Regions from separate parts of the Homo sapiens genome. Here regions 1, 3 and 4 are each linked to region 2. Evidence: chromatin contacts called from ENCODE Hi-C or POLR2A ChIA-PET data. All regions are on one chromosome and are shown on one strand. The core of a region is the stretch at or near the end of the contact, and the rest is flanking DNA. Distances in the headings are between cores, read along the strand shown.

Region 1 (2,869 bases), core at 269-2,768, 210 kb after region 2:
GTAATACGGTAATTGATTTTTAGACTAAATATATAAGTTGAAACATAACATTTTCTAATTTTTGGAAAATTAGTGGTGTTAATTCTGGAGACTAGTAAAAATAAATGATTAGAGACGAATACACTTCATGGTAACAAACATGCTGGTGATACAGCTTTAAAACTTTATGGAAATTTACAACATACAAAAATAAAGTTCACTGATGTTTTACATATTCATGGCCTAGCATCACCAGTTGCCAATATTTTGCCATCTTGGTATTATCTGTTTCACTCTGCTGCCCCTCTTCTCTCCTTTCTCCCTCACCATGTAGCATTTTAAAGCAAATTCCAGATATCATTTCACCCATATGTATTTCGGTATGTATCTCTGACACACTTGAACTTTCCTTTCATAGTACAACTGTCATACCATTGTCACAATGAATAACATTAACATTAATTCCTTAATGGCATCTGGTAGCAAGAACATGTTCAGATTAGCCTGTCTCTAAAATGTCTTTGCAATTTGTTCGTTTACATTAGGACCCAAATAAAGTCTTCATATTGCAGTTGGAAGATACGGTTCTAAATGGTCTCTTAAATCTCCACCCTTTTCATGCCCTTTATTTGATGAAGAAACTGTTATTTAACCTGTAGAATTTCCCACATTCTGTTTGGCTGATTACATCTTTGTGGTTTGGTTTAACCCCTGTAATTTCCTGTAAACTGAACATTCGTTCTAGAGGGTATTTTTTTTTGGTGAGCATTGTTTATAAGAGGTGCTGTATTCTTTCTATTAGTTACCATCATGAGGTTGGTTCACTTTCAGTATTGCTGGGATTGGTCAGTGGTTTTAGATTATGTTGGCTTGATCTATCCTTTATAAAGTTCTTATCAACTTTCACACAAAGGTTTTCGCAGCATCTGAGGATTGTTGACTAGATCCATTATATAAGGATTGCAAAACGGTGATTTTGGAATTATATCACTCCTACATTTATTAGTTGAAATTCTTTTGTAAAGAAAACTTTTATTTCATGTATTTACTGTCTTTAAAATCTAGAAGTGGAGGCTATAAAAATTTAATTCCTCTCCCACCTCGTTTTGCCAGTTTTTATAATAATGAGTTGGTGTCCTAGGAACCCACTAAAACGACCAGTAAATTTTTCTTCTTTCTTTTATTATTTTTAGTGTTAGGGATTTTTATGTATGTGATGTGTTTTAATCCATTGTAGTTGCTGTTTTTCATGTTTCAATTGTCTCATCTTTGGCCAGTTGGAACCCCTTCAGATGGGTTCCTGTGTTCTTTTGAATATTGTCCCATCGGTTTTCAATAACTTACTCTCTTTCTGGCACAAGGGATATCAGGTTCACTTTGTACATTTCCTGCTCCGCATCTGGAATCAGCTATTTCTTTAAGGAACCCTGGTTGCTGAGACATTAATGACATCAAATATATATATAAAAAGAAAAGAACAAGTAGCCCTGGTTTTCTCAAGTGGGAAATGGTTTTTAGAGATCACAATCAGGGTGTTAAGGGTGCTCATTGCTGCTGGGTTGGTCATGACTTCTATGGTTTTTTAGTATTTAGATACAGGAAGTACTCTCTCCCTTCCTTCCCTCCCTCCTTCCTCCCTTCCTTCCTTCCTTCCTTCCTTCCTTCCTTCCTTCCTTCCTTCCTCCTTTTTTTTTTTTTTAATTAGAGTAAATTATGGCTGGGTGAGGTGGCTCACTCCTGTAACCTAAGCACTCTGGGAGGCTGAGGTGGGCGGATCACTTGAGCCCAGGAGTTCGAGACTAGCCTGGGCAACATGGCAAAACCCTGTCTCTACAAAAAGCTCAAAAAAATTAGCCAGGCATGGTGGTGTGTGCCTATAGTCCCAACTACTTGGGAAGATCACCCGAGCCTGGAGGTCAAGGCTGCAGTGAGTTGAGATTGTGCCACTGCACCCTAGCCTGGGTGATAGAGTGAGACCCTGTCTCAAAAAAAAAGAGAAGAATAAATTTTCAATTCATACTGATATTTCCAGTTTTCATGAAAAATTACAGAGGTTTTGTTTAACTTATTTTATGATTTATTTATTTATTTTATGGTGAAAAATATGTCTATTTAGTGTTAGCCAGCTGGGCTCACTTTAGATGATCCCAATTTTGTTGGCAACGTCATCATAGTCAGGAACCGGTAGAACATGGGCCTTCTTTCCATCAGGCCTGATCAGGGTGTTGATATTGGCCATGTCAGTGCCACAGAGCTTTTTCTTAGCCTGTTTGATCTGGTATTTGTTGGCCTTGACATCCACAGTGAACACAAGAATGTTGTTGACTTTCTGTTCTTTTCATGGCTGACTCAGTGGTCAGGGGAAACTTGATAGCATAGTGGTCAAGCTGGTTTCTCCTGGACTGGACCAGTCTTCCAAGGATATTTGGGCTGCCTCCAGAACAGCAGCAGTGTTTTGGGCTGTCCTTAGGTGGGTGACGTGAAGATCTTCTCTTTTTTGTGTGGCTGTGGATACGGATACCTTTCAGCACTGCTGTTTTGGCCTTTAGAGCCTTTGGTTTGGCTTTGACGTTGGGAGAGCAGGGGCTTCCCTCTTTGCCTGTGATGCCTTCTTGATGAGTACAGCCATGTAACTTCTTTTATAGTTGTGTCTTTTTTTTTTTTTGGGACGTAGTCTCGCTCTGTTGTCCAGGCTGGAGTGCAGTGGCGTGATCTTGGCTCACCGCAACCTCCACCTCCCAGGTTCAAGCGATTCCCCTGCCTCAGCCTCCCGAGTAGCTGGGATTATAGGCACCCTCCACCATGCCTGGCTAATTTTTGTATTTTTAGTAGAGTCAGGGTTTCACTATATTGGCCAGGCTGATCTCGAACTCCTGACCTCCGGATCCGC
Region 2 (2,907 bases), core at 107-2,606:
TTTTTCCCTTAAGCCTGTTTGAGTTGGGTCTTCTGTCATCCAAGACTTTTTTTCAATAATACAGTCACCTTCTGTTTCCACACTTGTGGAAACTTAAAAAAAAAAAAAAAAAAACCGCGGCCGAGCGCGGTGGCTCACGCCTGTAATCCAAGCATTTTGGGAGGCCGAGGCGGGCGGATCACCTGAGGTCAGGAGCTGGAGACCAGCCTGGCCAACATGGCGAAACCTCGTCTCTACAAAAAAAATACAAAAATTAGCTGGGCGCAGTGGCGGGCGCCTGTAATCCCAGCCACTCAGGAGGCTGAGGCAGGAGAATCGCTTGAACCCAGGAGGCGGAGGTTGCAGCGAGCCGAGATCGCGCCATTGCACTACAGCTTGGGTGACAGAGTGAGACTCCGTCTCAAAAACAAAAGCAGAAACAAAAACCGCCCCATAGCCCAGCCGCTCGTTCTCATCCTTCTCTCCCATCCTCACCCCAGTGCCTTCACCGCCCCGTCCCCGCTTTCCGGCTGCCTCGGCGCGGGCCTGGTGGGCCAGGAGGGCTCCCACCCGGGGCAAAGCCTCAAGACGCGGGGCCGGCGTTCTCCCTGGAAGGCTCGCTGCGGCCACCCTTCCCCAGGTCCCCGGAGCCCACGTTCTCCCAGCTCGCCCGGCTCCCGTTTCGCTCCCAGCTCCAGTATGAACCCGGAGCACGTGCAGTTCTACCCTGATTGGCTCGTCATCATCGTGTTCCACAGCCTAGTCCCCAGCTCGCTGTCTGTCACCCTGCGTTCCCAGAGCACAGAACCGGGCAAAGAGCCGGGAACCCACGGCACCAGAGCTAATCCCTGATGAGTCACCGCTCCAGGCGCGGACACTCGGGCTTCCTCGCCCCACTCTACGGGCCAAGGAGACGTCAGCAGGATCCCACCTCCCACAGCAGTCGAGCAAGAGAGCACGCGGAACAAAGGAGCTCTGCGTGATTTCACACAAGAGCCACTCGGATTTCCTTCAAATCTGAGGCAAAGCGCATTTCCCTTCGCGGCTCCGGGCAGCCTCCGAGCACCGGGTCTCCGGCACTACCTCCCCTGGGCCGTGGGGTGGCAGCAAACGTCAAGGGGGATGCGCATGCTCTGTGTGGGGCCTCGCCCTTCGCCCCCGCGGCCGCCGAGTGACGGAAGCGCGTGCTTAGGCTCATGGGAAATGTGGTTTCTAAACCGCGGGCGCCCCCTGCCTGGGCCCAGAGCGGGACTTCAGCTCCCGGCCGGCTGGCTGGCGCGTGTGGAAACGCGGGAGGAGAGGGCGGGGCGAGTGGGAGAAAAGGTGGGCGGAGCCGGTGGGAAGGCCAGGCGGAGGGGGCGGGGCTTCGGCCGGCTAAGCCGCGGCCACCCGCGGTCTGAGGGACCGGAGGAGCGGGGCCGGGAGCTGCGAGGAGCCCCCCAGACGTCGCCGAGCGCGAGGGCGGGCGTGCTCGGAGTGGTCGCTCGTCAGCCGCCGCCCCTCAGTCTCCGCACTTGCAGGTCCCCTCCCTCTCCGCCGGGACGCGGGAGAGCCCGGCTCGCGGCGGGGGCGGCCAATGCGAAACTGGCTGGTGCTGCTGTGCCCGTGTGTGCTCGGGGCCGCGCTGCACCTCTGGCTGCGGCTGCGCTCCCCGCCGCCCGCCTGCGCCTCCGGGGCCGGCCCTGCAGGTGAGGTCCTGGGGCCGGGCGGGTTGGCGGCCGCCGGGGGGGTGGGAGGCCCGGCTTGGTGCCGCGGGGCTTCGCCGGGAATTGTTGGAGGCGGGGGAAGGGCCAAACGCGACGGTCCCCAGACGAAACAAACGGCTCTTTTCATCCTTGGAGCGTTAACATCGGGCAAACTTGAGGGAGCTTTTCTCTTTTCGTGTCCCCGCCTCTTCTCACTTCCCCGTTTCCCTTAACGCCCGCAGAGCCGGCGCCCGCAGTTGCAAGTCCTTCGCCTGTCCCCAGGCCTGGTTAGTGATGTCCGACGCCGCCCGTTCGCCCGGGAGCGGAACCTCGTGTGCCCTTCAGCCGCCAGCGCTTTCTGCTTTGGGAGCTCTGGCTCTGAAGTTGTTTTCTTCCCCCCCAAGTTGTTGGTCTTTCTCGGTCAAGACTGGGGTTTTAGTGCCGTGGATAATGTGTGTGCGTGTTTTCAAAGGTGGCTCGGTTTTGCTTTTAAGGAATAACTTTGCTGTAAGAATATACTGTAGTTCGTATTCTTGGATTATGATGTAAGTCGGTTAAACAAATCTAGACATGAAATAGGGCATGGCCGAGAGTTGGAGTTGTTCCTGTGAGTTTGGATCGCATAACCTGCTAATGCAGTTTACATGGAAATATCAAATTCTTTAACGATCGTGTCCATTTGCTCTAAAACTTAATCTCTCGTAGGAATGAAACCTTTGTTCTTGTTTCGCGTCACAGCCTAATAGAATGCTTTACTTACGGTGCCCAGCGGATTGTTTTGTTAGTGGGTTCCACCACCCTGAACACTACTTTAGCTTTCCCTGTATCTCTTGTCTTCTTCTTTAAGGGCTTGCCCTAGAACATGAAAGAAACCTAGAAAGCTCTTTTAAATATTATGTAATACTTAATTTTGTAACTATACTGGGACTTTTTTCCCTTACCATCTCTCCCCAAAACAGCTGTTTTCTAATCCAAAAGTTCTTAAAATTAGAATTGAGTGTTTGCAGTTCAGCACTCTATGCCTTATAAGTAGAAAGTATTCGGCAATCCTCAAAACAGTCTCAGTTATATGAAATTATGTTGAGGTTATTTTGGTAACAATCTCTTTTCCTATTAGATCACTAGCTCTTTGAAAAGGATTTGTGTGACCTGAATAGAATTAAACACTATTTAAGTGATTTAATGAAAGTACAGTGTTGCTATGCACTTAACCAGTTGATGGGGTCAGGGTTTTGCTCAGTGT
Region 3 (3,172 bases), core at 79-2,578, 250 kb after region 2:
GAGCCTCCCTATTTGACAGTGGGCACTGATGTGAGTGCTAAATACAGAGGAGCCTTTTGTGAAGCCAAGATCAAGACAGCAAAAAGACTTGTCAAAGTCAAGGTACAGTATTTATAGATTTCATAAATTGTATGTTCAGCATTTGATATGTAAACTTTTATTTGGTGAGTGTATTTAAGATTTTTCTGCAAAATAAGTTTCTAGGAGTGAAGGTTGTAAAAATACCTCAAAACAAAGCATTTTTTGTTATTTTAAAAGTATTATAATTGGAAAGAAATTAGATTATCACAGTTGGTATTTTGAATGCCATTTCACTATAGACGTCTTATTGTTTGTATAGTGTTTTAGAGCTGGAAAGGAAGTTAGAAGTCATCTAGTTTAATTGCTTCATTTTATTACAAGAAAAATGAGGCTCGGAGAGGGTTAGTGATTTCTCCAAGGCCATTATGCCAAATTCATGGCAGAATTGGAACTACCATAGTTCATCAATTTTAAGGCATCACCCCCTCTATTTCAGCCATAAAATTAGAATGTGACTTGTAATTGATGGTGCCTTAGATAACAGTGAAATAAGGTACATCTAGTTGTTGACTCCTTATGCTCTGCCTTTCTTGAAACATCTTTCTAAAGTACTTGAGTTTTGTCTTAATATAGAAAAAGGAGTGTAATTGCTTCCATTTTAATAAATTATCAGCACTGAAAAATACCAGACAAGTGAACTTGAATATAGACATTTATTCATTTGTCAATAATTTATTGAGTGACAAACCTTTTGCAGGGAACTTTTAGGTGGGAAGGAGGATGGGGATATTAGGATGAGATTGACCTGATCTGTCCTCAAGGAATTTATAATCTAGATTAGCAGATACCTTTTAAGCCATTGGTTTTTATTTCACCAATTACATAGACTGTAGAGGTGTTGTGCTTCTGTGGAGGGTATCAGTCTCTTCTGGAGCTTTTACTGTTCCTATATTCCTTATGCATGGATGTGTTGAAAAAGCTACCTGGGTGATTCTAATTTACACTCCTGGTTAGGAACCATTGTGATAAGTCCTTTAAATTAACTACAAACTGGTAGGGGGCTAGTCTTGGCCCCACCCTACCTTCAGTTTCCACATGCTTGGTGGTTGGTGCTTTTATAGTGTGCATTTCCTGTTCTGGCTTCACACACTGGTATTCCCCAAGCACTGTTTTTTGCCAGTACTATCCTGTAGAGGAAGAGAAAGCCTTTTATCAATGTTTGTACTTTTTCAGGACTACTGGTAGCACATGTATCACCTTTGTGTGAAGTAGACAAAAGCCCTCTCTCCTGGTGGAAAGCCTTCTTAGCAGCGCTTGGCATGCAGATAGCAAGTTTGTGCCAGTTGGAAAAGACATTCTCTTTGGACTGGAGCTGTGTCACTCCAGGACCCATGCTTTGGCCCACAAAGCAAAGGCTGGATTTAAGCCCCATCTTGCATCCTTAGCTGCACATTTCCTGTGTAATGAATGAACTAGGAAAATGACATGTAGCAGTCCTGCCATTTCTTGCTGTAAATGAAAGGAACAAAACTCTTACTGGACTCTACTGCCTCTATTGATAGCACAGAGTACCTTGTGCTTTATAAGTAATGAATATCTAAAGCTTATTTTTAATTTTTTCGGCTGCCCTAAAAATTTGTTTCTGTGGAGGTGATGTCCATTAAAACACATACACAAGGAAAAAGAAAGTGTATTTCATTCAGTGATTTTGTCAGTAGATATAGGGATATATTTTTTAACATGTGTAATTTCTTTATGATTCAAAGTTAATATATTTTTAACAAATTTGTTGATATGTTTTCACTACCTGTTTTCATTTGTTGAACATTTACTATGTGCTAAGCTCTATCTAAAGGTGAAACTCTAGTGTTAAGACCTAGTCTCCATCTGTAAGTAGCTTATAGTTTAAGTGAAGGGCACAGATATCTAAACATGTGATTTAAATAAAAAGTGTGATAATGCTTTTGTATGACACAGAAATGCCTGGGATGCTGTGGGTATAAGGCATCTCCTTTCATAGCTGGTTTTTGAGTGGGCCTGCCTGTTACCTAAAATAATTATCACATATACCTGATAAAGACCATGTTAATGATTCAATCCCTATAAGAACTCTTTTCCCTTGTTAGAGAAAACAATTGTTTTCTATACTGAGTAGTGGAAGCTATCTTGTTTTTCACCAGCTAATTAAGTATTTAAATTTGAACTCATTATTTTAACTTACTCTTTTCACCTCTGGTTTCCCATTCTCTGATTTCTGTAATGATATAGAGCACAGTAAAGTTCTGGAACTAGACTGCCTACATTTAAATATCAGCTCCACCATGTCTAGCTCTGTAAACTTGGACCAGGTACTTACACTTTCTGTTTTTTGTTTTGTTTTGTTTTGCTTTTGAGACGGAGTCTTGCCCTGTCCCCCAGGCTGGAGTGCAGTGACGCAATCTCGGCTCACTGCAACCTCCACCTCCCTGGTTCAAGTGATTCTCCTGCCTAAGCCTCCGGAGTAGCTGGGATTAACAGGCATGCGCCACCATGCCTGGGTAATTTTTGTATTTTTAATAGAGATGGGGCTTCACCATGTTAACCAGGCTGGTCCCATCTCCTGATCTCAGGTGATCCACCTGCTTCGGCCTTCCAAAGTGCTGGGATTACAGGGATGAGCCACCGCACCTGGCCTGTTTCTCAGTTTTCTTATCAACAAAATGGGAACAGTCATACCTACCTAATAGGGTTGTTGTGAAGATTAAATGTTTGGTACTAGAGACTGATGCTCAGATCTCAGTTAAGTGTTTGCTGCTACTGTTTATTATTAAGGTAGGCCTTCACAAAATGATATAATACCTAATAGCCTAAAATCCCCATATCTTTCTTTCTCATTTTTTAGGAAAAGCAATTTTACAACTAAATTCATAACTGATAGTATTGAAATAAAGGATGATATGTGGGACCAGGCGTGGTGACTCACACCTGTAATCCCAGCACTCTGGTAGGTCAAGGCGGGCGGATCACTTGAGGTTGGGAGTTTGAGACCAGCCTGGCCAATGTGTTGAAACCCCATCTCTATTAGAAATACAAAAATTAGTTGGCCTGGTGGTAGGTGCCTGTAATCCTAACTACTTGAAAGACTGAGGCAGGAGAATCACTTGAACCCTGA
Region 4 (3,033 bases), core at 80-2,579, 200 kb before region 2:
ATTTTTTTAAATAAACACTTCTGAGATTTTTGTTTATACTGATGAGACAATTAGATATTAGCTCATTTACATCACAGAAGAACCCTCTTATTTCCTGTGTTGGGATAATTTTGCTATCTACAGGAATGCTTAGTAGAAAGGAAGTCAGAACAGACCCATAGACTTATAAAATTAATAGACTATGGCAATTCATTCTAACAATGTGTATACTTTATATTAGTTGAGTTTTTAAACTATAGAATACTAATATTTACTAAATATAATCTTAAATTTATTAAAATGTTAATACCAATAGTTTAGAAATGCTTCTACAAAGCCTTAGTTTGATTCTAATCAGGTTTACAATTGAATAGATATTTAAGTACTTAATGCCCTTGAAGATGTGAATAGTCAGAATATTGGAATTAGTAGGCAATGGTTTTCTCCTTTTCTTCAATATGTTGTAAAGTGGTAGAAGGATAAAGTTGAAAGATCTCAAATTTAATTATGATAGCATTAGCTCACATAGCCCTATTAGTAGGTACATAAGTAGATGAGCAGTGGTGTTTCTTATTCAAAATGTAAATCCTCCTTGCTATTCCCTTTTTTGGTTGTAGCACACAAACAGCTATTTTTGTGAACTCTTAAGACCTGCTCTGTAGCTGAATGAAACTTGCTGTGGGGGAGTTAAATATTAATATTAATCTTCTCTTTTAGGTTTTGATTTTGGTGTGCGTCAGAATGGTGAACGGGTTAATCACGTCAACCTTCCCCCTTGGGCGCGTAATGATCCTCGTCTTTTTATCCTCATCCATCGGCAGGCTCTAGAGTCTGACTACGTGTCGCAGAACATCTGTCAGTGGATTGACTTGGTGTTTGGGTATAAGCAAAAGGGGAAGGCTTCTGTTCAAGCGATCAATGTTTTTCATCCTGCTGTAAGTGACTCTTTTAAAACAATCTGTATTTATATAAGATAGAACCTGAATATTTTAAGGTTAGTTGTTCGGCCATTCCTTTAAAACACTCAAGTTATCAAAGAGAATTGGTAGTAGCATTAAACTGTCACCTAAGATTTTTCAGGTTTTATATTTCCTCTCTTTAAAAACAAGATACTATCTTTTTCAGAGGTGCCCCAAAACAATCCCCAGGTTTGATGATTCACTAGGTGGACTTGAGGATTCAGCATATAGTCATCCTTCCAGCTCAGGTTTATTACAGTAAATGATACAAAGTAGAATCAGCATGGGGCAAAGTCTGGGAGAAAGCAGGCACAAACATCCAAGAATCTACCCCTGGTAAAGCACAAAAAGCATACTCAGCCTCCTCCAGCAACGAGTCATAATGACACATGTGAAATGTTGTCTGCCAGGGAATCTCATTAGAGGCTCAGTGTGCAAGACTTTTATTGAGATTGGCAACGTAGGCACCCTCTGCCTCGCACATACTGAAATTCCAGCCTCAGAAGGAAAGCAGGTGTTCGGTATAAACTGCATTGTTTGTACAGTTTAGGCACAGTAAGCCACTCTTATCAGTTAGGGAATGGTAGGACCTCTCCTGAAATCCAGGTTCCCAGACAACAGCCAAGAGCCAACTTTGCAAGCAGGCCTTTCCAGAGATAGCAGTCAATCTTGCTATGTTAACTCTTTTCCGCACACTATCCTACATACATGTTCTACTTTAAAATGGCACCATGTTTTCTTATTACAGAAAAAGTACTTGTACTTTGTTAGAAAAATGTATAAAATACAGACTAGCAACAGGGAGAAATTTTAAAGTCCACTTTAATATCACCATCCAGAAATAAATAGTGAAAGCACCTTTAGACTTCTATCTATACATATGTATCATTCCATTTATATAATAATAATAATAATGCTATTTGGTAACCTTATCTTCTCCCTAAATAAGATAATCTTAAATTTATTCAAGTCATTGGGTATCATTCTACATTATTTTTAATGGCTACTTACTATAGGTAGAGCATTCTTAATCCAAAAATCCAAAATTCAAAATGCTTCAAAATCAGAAACTTTTTGAGTGCCAACATGATAATCAAAAGAAATGCTCATTGGAGCATATCAGATTTCAGATTTTTGGATTAAGAATACTGAACTGCTAAGTAAATAATGCTAATATTCCAAAATCCCCCCCCAAAAAAACCCTGAAATCCAAAACAATTCTGGTTCCAAATGTTTGTATAAGGGATACTCAACCTATATTCTTAAGTATAGCTATAGAATAATTTATTTAGCAGTCTTCTATTGTTGGATATTTAGTTAGGATTTGTTTGCTATTAAAATTAATATTTCTATGGTTATTTTTATGTACATCTTTACTTCCTTAAGATAAATTCCTAGAAGTAGAATTGTTACATTTTTACTTTTTATTTATTTATTTATTTTTGAGATGGAGCCTTGCTCTGTCACCCAGGCTGGAGTGCAGTGGCGTGATCTCAGCTCACTGCAACCTCCACCTCCCAGGTTCAAGCAATTCTCCTGCCTCAGCCTCCCAAGGAGTTGGGATTACAGGCGCCCACCACCGCACCTGGCTAATTTTTGTATTTTTAGTGAGACAGGGTTTCACCATCTTGGCCAGACTGGTCTCAAACTCCTGACCTCGTGATCCACCACCTCAGCCTCCCAAAGTGCTGGGATTACAGGCGTGAGCCACCATGTCTGGCCTACATTTTCAAGTATACTTTTTGATGTTGTTGGCTAGACTAACTTTAGAAAAAAAAAATCTTACCTCTTCAGGAAACATTTATTTTGCTAGGTGCTGGGGATGCAAAAGTAAATAAGACTCAAATAGGGTGAAGGGGGTTAGGAGGAAAGCCAACTTTCCTCTCCAAGGTAGATGGGCCTGCCTGGATGTAGTAGTAGAGTCCAAATGAGGCCGCTGAAAGGAAATCCCTCAAGGAGTGGGAGGTGAAAAAGCAGATTCTGAAAAGAAAGATACTTCCTTTTAAAAGGAAATATCTGAAGGACTTCTCCACTAACTGTAATTTTCTGTGTCGACTGTAGCAAATCTACAAGCGTTTATAACAAATACAGGTAA

Evidence for each region. Hi-C counts contacts between places; a loop is a spot of excess contacts on that map. ChIA-PET counts read pairs that join two places held with the same protein, here RNA polymerase II (POLR2A). Pooled maps may share reads with other maps.
Region 1: a loop to region 2 is called in a pooled map, with 4 times the contacts of the local background. The contact joins the enhancer-like site here to the promoter of B3GALNT2 in region 2. A Hi-C loop is called at or near these places in 5 of 50 pooled maps. POLR2A ChIA-PET finds 5 or more read pairs at or near these places in 4 of 52 experiments (K562, MCF 10A, Panc1 and 1 more).
Region 3: a loop to region 2 is called in a map of GM12878, with 1.9 times the contacts of the local background. The contact joins the enhancer-like site here to the promoter of B3GALNT2 in region 2. A Hi-C loop is called at or near these places in 12 of 168 maps with a recorded cell type or tissue (CD8-positive, alpha-beta T cell, GM12878, IMR-90 and 8 more), 25 of 37 single-sample maps with no recorded cell type and 20 of 50 pooled maps. POLR2A ChIA-PET finds 5 or more read pairs at or near these places in 4 of 52 experiments (H1, MCF 10A, PC-9 and 1 more).
Region 4: a map of PC-9 shows a loop between it and region 2 (4-fold over the local background). The contact joins the enhancer-like site here to the promoter of B3GALNT2 in region 2. A Hi-C loop is called at or near these places in 2 of 168 maps with a recorded cell type or tissue (A673 and PC-9), 1 of 37 single-sample maps with no recorded cell type and 6 of 50 pooled maps. POLR2A ChIA-PET finds 5 or more read pairs at or near these places in 8 of 52 experiments (BJ, H1, HEK293T and 4 more).

Annotation. Positions count from the first base shown.
Region 1 is chr1:235,295,585-235,298,453 of GRCh38, reverse strand. All of the region lies in intron 2 of ARID4B (AT-rich interaction domain 4B), which reads left to right. It also overlaps the pseudogene RPL23AP23. Among named protein-coding and RNA genes, the nearest start is that of ARID4B, 31 kb to the left of the region's middle. Within about 2 kb of position 1,518, at least 8 of the 41 ENCODE cell types and tissues checked have a DNase peak (open chromatin) inside an H3K27ac peak, as active enhancers do.
Region 2 is chr1:235,502,901-235,505,807 of GRCh38, reverse strand. It overlaps B3GALNT2 (beta-1,3-N-acetylgalactosaminyltransferase 2), which reads left to right and starts at 1,356. Exons shown (of 12, transcript NM_152490.5): 1 at 1,356-1,667. The coding sequence starts at 1,556. RefSeq lists enhancers at 758-877, 578-1,254 and a silencer at 1,188-1,827.
Region 3 is chr1:235,257,572-235,260,743 of GRCh38, reverse strand. ARID4B (AT-rich interaction domain 4B) reads left to right here. Exons shown (of 24, transcript NM_016374.6): 3 at 1-102. Among named protein-coding and RNA genes, the nearest start is that of ARID4B, 69 kb to the left of the region's middle. Within about 2 kb of position 1,328, at least 6 of the 41 ENCODE cell types and tissues checked have a DNase peak (open chromatin) inside an H3K27ac peak, as active enhancers do; they include CD8-positive, alpha-beta T cell and GM12878, where a contact is called at or near this core.
Region 4 is chr1:235,706,972-235,710,004 of GRCh38, reverse strand. It overlaps LYST (lysosomal trafficking regulator), which reads left to right. Exons shown (of 53, transcript NM_000081.4): 44 at 697-914. Among named protein-coding and RNA genes, the nearest start is that of GNG4, 59 kb to the right of the region's middle. RefSeq lists an enhancer at 562-1,761. Within about 2 kb of position 1,329, at least 4 of the 41 ENCODE cell types and tissues checked have a DNase peak (open chromatin) inside an H3K27ac peak, as active enhancers do; they include PC-9, where a contact is called at or near this core.